2 separate regions of the Homo sapiens genome follow, and region 2 is linked to region 1. Evidence: read pairs that join two places in POLR2A ChIA-PET (ENCODE). Cell type or tissue: B cell. All regions are shown on one strand. Links, peaks and the distances in the headings refer to the core of each region. The heading gives the core; the rest is flanking DNA. Region 1 overlaps CHRNA1 (cholinergic receptor nicotinic alpha 1 subunit). Region 2 has its middle 47 kb from the start of ATP5MC3.

Region 1 (2,889 bases), core at 1-2,500:
GGAAAATACATGCTGTTCACCATGGTGTTCGTCATTGCCTCCATCATCATCACTGTCATCGTCATCAACACACACCACCGCTCACCCAGCACCCATGTCATGCCCAACTGGGTGCGGAAGGTGAGTGGGGAGGCCCCTGCAGACTTCACACGGAGGCACATCTACAGGCCTCCCCTTCGAGGAGCCAGTGGGTTTCTAGCTAATACTTGGGGCTATTTAGGAACTAAGTTCTCTTTGGGCTTTAGGGAATTTTTGGAAGGAACTTTCTTTGGCCTCTTTTTAGGAATAAATAACTCCTGTAGCCTTCCCAGAGAGAAAAGAAAAACAGAATTAACAAAGCTCATTCCAAATTCAAGTTTAAAGAATCTCTTTGATCAGAGAAGATGAACAAACGGCTGCTTTTTATTGAAATGCCGTGAAATTCTCGCGATTTCTTTTGTATGTTTTCCAATCTGTGAACAGACTGGCTTATTTTTTGCTGGTGAAATCATCTGTTGAGAATAGAATGAATAGAATGAGGGCTAGAGATGGGAGGGTTCCTGATGAGAGAGGGTCAAAAAGTGAGTTTTAGTGAAGGACTAGGTCTGAAATAGTTACGTTATTGAATTTAAAAATTTAACATTTCAAATATGTCTTTCTTTGACAAAACTTTACAGAGACACTGAAGTCCAGGATCTTTTGTCCAGAATGTAAAATATTTGTCAGGAATTGACAAAAGAAGCTACTGCTCACAATGTACTCTTTTAAGAGGAGAGTAAGAGTCCCTGTTTCTGTAAAGGCTGATAGATGACTGCTGGCAATACCTGTACTGCAGTTTCTTCAGGAACAGGAAACAGAAGAAAACAATCTAGCTGTTTTGTGGGATATATTTGAAGTGGAGGGGCCCCTTCTTTAACCATTTGATCCTGGTGACACATTGCTAAGGCATTTTCCATACCTGTAGGGGATCCTGACGCTTTTAAGCTCATTGGTGGCCCCAGGTCGATGACTGCACATGGGCTCCCTCCAGTGGCGAACTTCTCACATTACAGAATCATCACTGTTAACCATAGTCATTTCACAGGACCCGGGATACAGAGGGATCTTTGAAAAAATCTAGTATAGTTCTTTTGTTTTAAGGACAAGGAGGCTGAAGCCCAGAAAAACTGAATGACTTACCCCAAATCACATTGATAATTCAAAGACAGAGTTTTATGCTTGCCTCCTGGACAATAATTCTCATGCATGGATTTCTTTTTTATGTTAGGTTTTTATCGACACTATCCCAAATATCATGTTTTTCTCCACAATGAAAAGACCATCCAGAGAAAAGCAAGACAAAAAGATTTTTACAGAAGACATTGATATCTCTGACATTTCTGGAAAGCCAGGGCCTCCACCCATGGGCTTCCACTCTCCCCTGATCAAACACCCCGAGGTGAAAAGTGCCATCGAGGGCATCAAGTACATCGCAGAGACCATGAAGTCAGACCAGGAGTCTAACAATGTAAGCTTCGTGGCTTGAAATTCATGCCTCTGGGTTTAAATGGTCAAATGTATGAGCACAGGTGGTGAGTCTGACTTAACAAGTAGGTGGCATACAACAGGCAGCTACTGACCTAAGATGAACCCTGGTGACCGCCTCTAGACCACCTTAGTAAGTTATCACTTTGTAAATAATCTATTCAAAAAATAAAGACGATGCCAGCCAAGGGATGGGAGGACTTTGAGATCTACAAATTGAAGGGCCCATAGTTGATGCAAAGCACAAACGTTGTGAGTCCAGAAACCACCTTAGGGAGACTCTGTCTAACATTTTCCTCTCTCCCAGGCGGCGGCAGAGTGGAAGTACGTTGCAATGGTGATGGACCACATACTCCTCGGAGTCTTCATGCTTGTTTGCATCATCGGAACCCTAGCCGTGTTTGCAGGTCGACTCATTGAATTAAATCAGCAAGGATGAGCAGAAAATGAGCTGAGCTTAGCTCTGCCCTGGAACCTACCAGAGCAGAGAAGGGCAGGAGAGGAAGATTTGTCTACTTGCTCCACTCGCACTTATCAAACGTGTTATATTCCATACTTATTATTGATGATAAGATTTACCTTTATGTAAGTTTATGGCCTTGAAGTGTTTTCATATTGCTTCTCCCTTTAGTTCTGCTGTCTCCCTGAAGAGTGAACCCTCTTTAGTAAATGAAACTAATCACTAAAAAAAGTGTTCATTTCCAGTGTCTGGAAGAGTTTTTGCCAGGATAACCGAGGTTTTCTGTTGCATTGTCATTGCTGTTATATTTATATATTTACTTATTTTGTCTAACCACGAGACCACTAGGGAGTTGCTGATGTTCTAAATGAAGTGTATTCTTTGCTTAAGAGTCAGTTTTGTACCTACTAAGAAAACCCCATCTACCAGTCCTAAAGAGATAAGGCATTTGATTTGGAGAGAGAGGAAGCAGTAGAAATGAAATAAACTAAAATGCAAACTGCATCAAAAATCCATGGGTTTTTTTGTTTGTTTGATTGTTTTTTGAGACAGGGTCTTACTCTTATCACCCAGGCTAGAGTGCAGTGGCCCGATCTCGTCTCACTGCAGCCTCCACTTGCCAGACTCAGGTGATTCTTCTACCTCAGCCTCCCGGGGTAGCTGAGACTACAGGTGCATGTCACCACACCCAACTAACTTTTGTATTTTTTGCAGAGACAGGGTTTTGCCACGTTGCCCAGGCTGGTCTTGAACTCCTGGGCTCAAGTGATCCACCCATCTTGGCCTCCCGAAGTGCTGGGATTACAGCTGTGAGCCACTGCCCTTGACAAAAAAAATCCATGTTTTAAAGCAGCTTTCTAGACCTGAGAAGTCAGAGAAGGTTTACCAGTCTCATATGGCACCTGGGCTTGATAAGGGTCTGAAAG
Region 2 (2,920 bases), core at 188-2,687, 480 kb before region 1:
AATAATAAAAGAAATTAGTGTGTACTCACCCCAGCTGTAACAAATCTTAGACTTTATACAGTTGGAGACCTCCAATTCTCTCCCCTCCCTTAACAGAGGGAAATTTTCCTTTAGTGTGAGTCTTTCAATTCTATGTCATTTAAAATGTTACTACATTTTAAAATCAATAAACAACATAATGAATAACAATGTGTTTACTTCGACTTTATGTAAAGTGATGTCACATCATATCATAACATAGCTTGCTTTGTCCCCCGACCCAAAATTTTCCCTCCATAAAAGCAGCTTCTTTTTCCCTCCAAATTGTATTCTTTAGATTTACCTATGTCAATAATACAAACTCAATTTATTCATTTTGACTGCTTTCTCATATTTGTGTGTGAATATGGCTTTTTCTGATTTGGTTTTTTTTTTTTTTTTTTTTGAGATGGGAGTCTCGCTCTGTTGCGGCTGGACTGCAGTGGCACGATTTCTGCTCACTGCAAGCTCCGCCTCCCAGGTTCACGCCATTCTCCTGCCTCAGCCTCCCGAGTAGCTGGGACTACAGGGGCCCGCCACCACGCCCGGCTAATTTTTGTTTTAGTAGAGATGGGGTTTCACCGTGTTAGCCAGGATGGTCTCGATCTTCTGGCCTCGTGATTCGCCTGCCTCGGCCTCCCAAAGTGCTGGGATCGCAGGCGTAAGCCACTGCGCCCGGCCTGATTTTTTTATGACTACAGATATTGCTACAATGAGCATCTTAGTGAATGTGGGCAAGCATTTTGCGAGGGTTGTGTTGTTCAGTAAAGTAGCCACTAACCACATGAGGCTACTTAAATTTAAATTAATTAAAATCAACTAAATACAACTAATTGAAATTAATTAACTTAATAAAATTAAAATTTCAATTCCTCAATTACACCAGCTGCATTTCTTTTCTTTCTTTCTTTTTCTTTCTTTTTTGAGACAATGTTTCACTCTTGTTGCCAGGCGATGTGGTGCATGCCTGTAGTCCCAGTTACTCAGAAGACTGAGGTATGAGGATCGCTTTAGCCCAGAAGTTAGAGTCCAGCCTGGGCAACATGATAGCCCTTCTCTCTCTCTCTCTCTCTCTCTTTTTTTTTTTTTTTTTGAGACAGAGTTTCACTCTTGTCGCCCAGGCTGGAGGGCAATGGCACAATCTCGGCTCACTGCAAACTCTGCCTCCCAGGTTCAAGTGATTCTCCTGCCTCAGCCTCCCAAGTAGCTGGGGTTACAGGCACCCGCCACCATGCCCAGCTAATTTTTTGTGTTTTTGTAGAGACAGGGTTTCACCATGTTGGTCAGGCTGGTCTCAACCTCCTGATCTCAGGTGATCCACCCGCCTCAGCCTCCCAAAGTGCTGGTATTATAGGTGTGAGCCACCGTGGTCAGCCCACTAGCCACATTTCAAGTGTTCAGTAGCCACATGTGGCTAGTGGCTAGCACAATGGATGGCACAGCCATTATTATAGAAACTTCTATTGGACAATGCTGCCATAAAGTGTACATGTAACTGTGGAAATGCTGAGTTGCAGGGTATGCATATCCTCAAGTTTAATGGATATCGCCAAATTGCTTTTCACATCATCAAAATTCTTAATTATAAGCAAGAGAACACCATTATGGATCATTCAAACAAGAAAAATTCTTTTTTAAAGGATGTTGGATAGCTTACAGAATCTCAGGAAGTGCTTGAGAACCACCCAAATATGAATGGAATTGACTAATGTGGATGCTGCACTGCTTATGGGTACAGTTCCTGCAACTTATATTTCTGAAATGACATATGCTGGGTGGTGGTATTGTTTCCTGCACTGTCATCATTGCTGCCTCCAGAAACTGTACCTAGGTGCCATCACTGCTGCCACATTCACTACAGGGGTTCTGCTGGGTTCCTACTTTTTAATACTATCTTCACACTTCATACAATTTGGAGCTGCTGTATCTGTTTGGCAGACTGAGTAAAACACCTGCATCCCATCTTTACAGAAGGCTTAGGAAGACATATGTCTTGCAATTTTTCATTGCTGGGAAATATGCAAATTTTCAGACTTACTACCTATTACCCAGTTGGTCTCTAAAGTAGATATAAACATTTTAATTTCTACCACAACAAGGGACAGTTCCCACTTTTCTACAGTTTCCAACATGTAGTGCCATCTAGCATTTTAATGCTTGCCAAACTAATAGTTGTGTAAAGATGCCTCAATGTGGTTTTAATTTGCATTCTCCTGATTAACCTAAGGCTTATCATCTTTTAATATTTTTATAATTGTTAGAGCTTCTTATTCTGTGAACTACCTATTCATATTCTTTGCCCAATTTTTAAATTGGGGTTTTGGCCTTTTTCTTATTGATATAAAAAACTTTTAAAATATATACTTGATATTAATTTTTTTAATTCTAGGCATTAAATGTATCTCTTCCCAGGTGGTAGATTGTCTCTTCACTTTTAAAAAATCTTATTATGCAAATCTTCAATCATATACAAAATAGAATAATATAATGAATCCCAACATACCATCACCCAGCTCATAGTCAATCTTGCTTCATCTATATCACCACCCACATCCCCCCACACTAGGTTATTTAGAGGAAAATTCTCTGACATCATGTCACTTCCTATGAATCTCTGAGGTTAAGAACTCTGTAAAACTGAAACCATAATACCATCATCAACCTAGTAATATGTAAAAAGACAGCGCCTTAGTGTAATCAAATTATTCCATGTTCAAATTTTCACAATTGCTTTATAAATGTTTTTACAATTTGAGTCCATATCCAAACAACTAATTACCATCAATGTTCAACAATCAATATCCAATAACCACTATAAATGGTTGATATGTCTTTTAAGTACATTTTCATCTATAGGTTACCTCTTTATATCTCTCTCTCCTCTTTATTTTTATTGTTATTT

What was found. Peaks named below come from ENCODE experiments on the same cell type or tissue, not always from the same donor. Only the 100,000 strongest peaks of a DNase experiment are listed, where the experiment ranks them.
Region 2: POLR2A ChIA-PET joins it to region 1 with 9 read pairs; 2 of 35 experiments call an interaction of 5 or more read pairs at or near these places.

What each region holds. Positions count from the first base shown.
Region 1 is chr2:174,747,177-174,750,065 of GRCh38, reverse strand. CHRNA1 (cholinergic receptor nicotinic alpha 1 subunit) reads left to right here. Exons shown (of 9, transcript NM_000079.4): 7 at 1-120; 8 at 1,247-1,486; 9 at 1,811-2,474. The coding sequence ends at 1,942. Among named protein-coding and RNA genes, the nearest start is that of CHRNA1, 16 kb to the left of the region's middle. In B cell, for the core only: CTCF peaks have their summits at 802 and 1,002 (motif pointing left); DNase peaks (open chromatin) are centred at 75 and 975; H3K27ac peaks cover 739 bases; H3K27me3 peaks cover 610 bases.
Region 2 is chr2:175,227,275-175,230,194 of GRCh38, reverse strand. No RefSeq gene overlaps it. Among named protein-coding and RNA genes, the nearest start is that of ATP5MC3, 47 kb to the right of the region's middle. In B cell, for the core only: no CTCF peak of the experiment used is centred there; no DNase peak of the experiment used is centred there.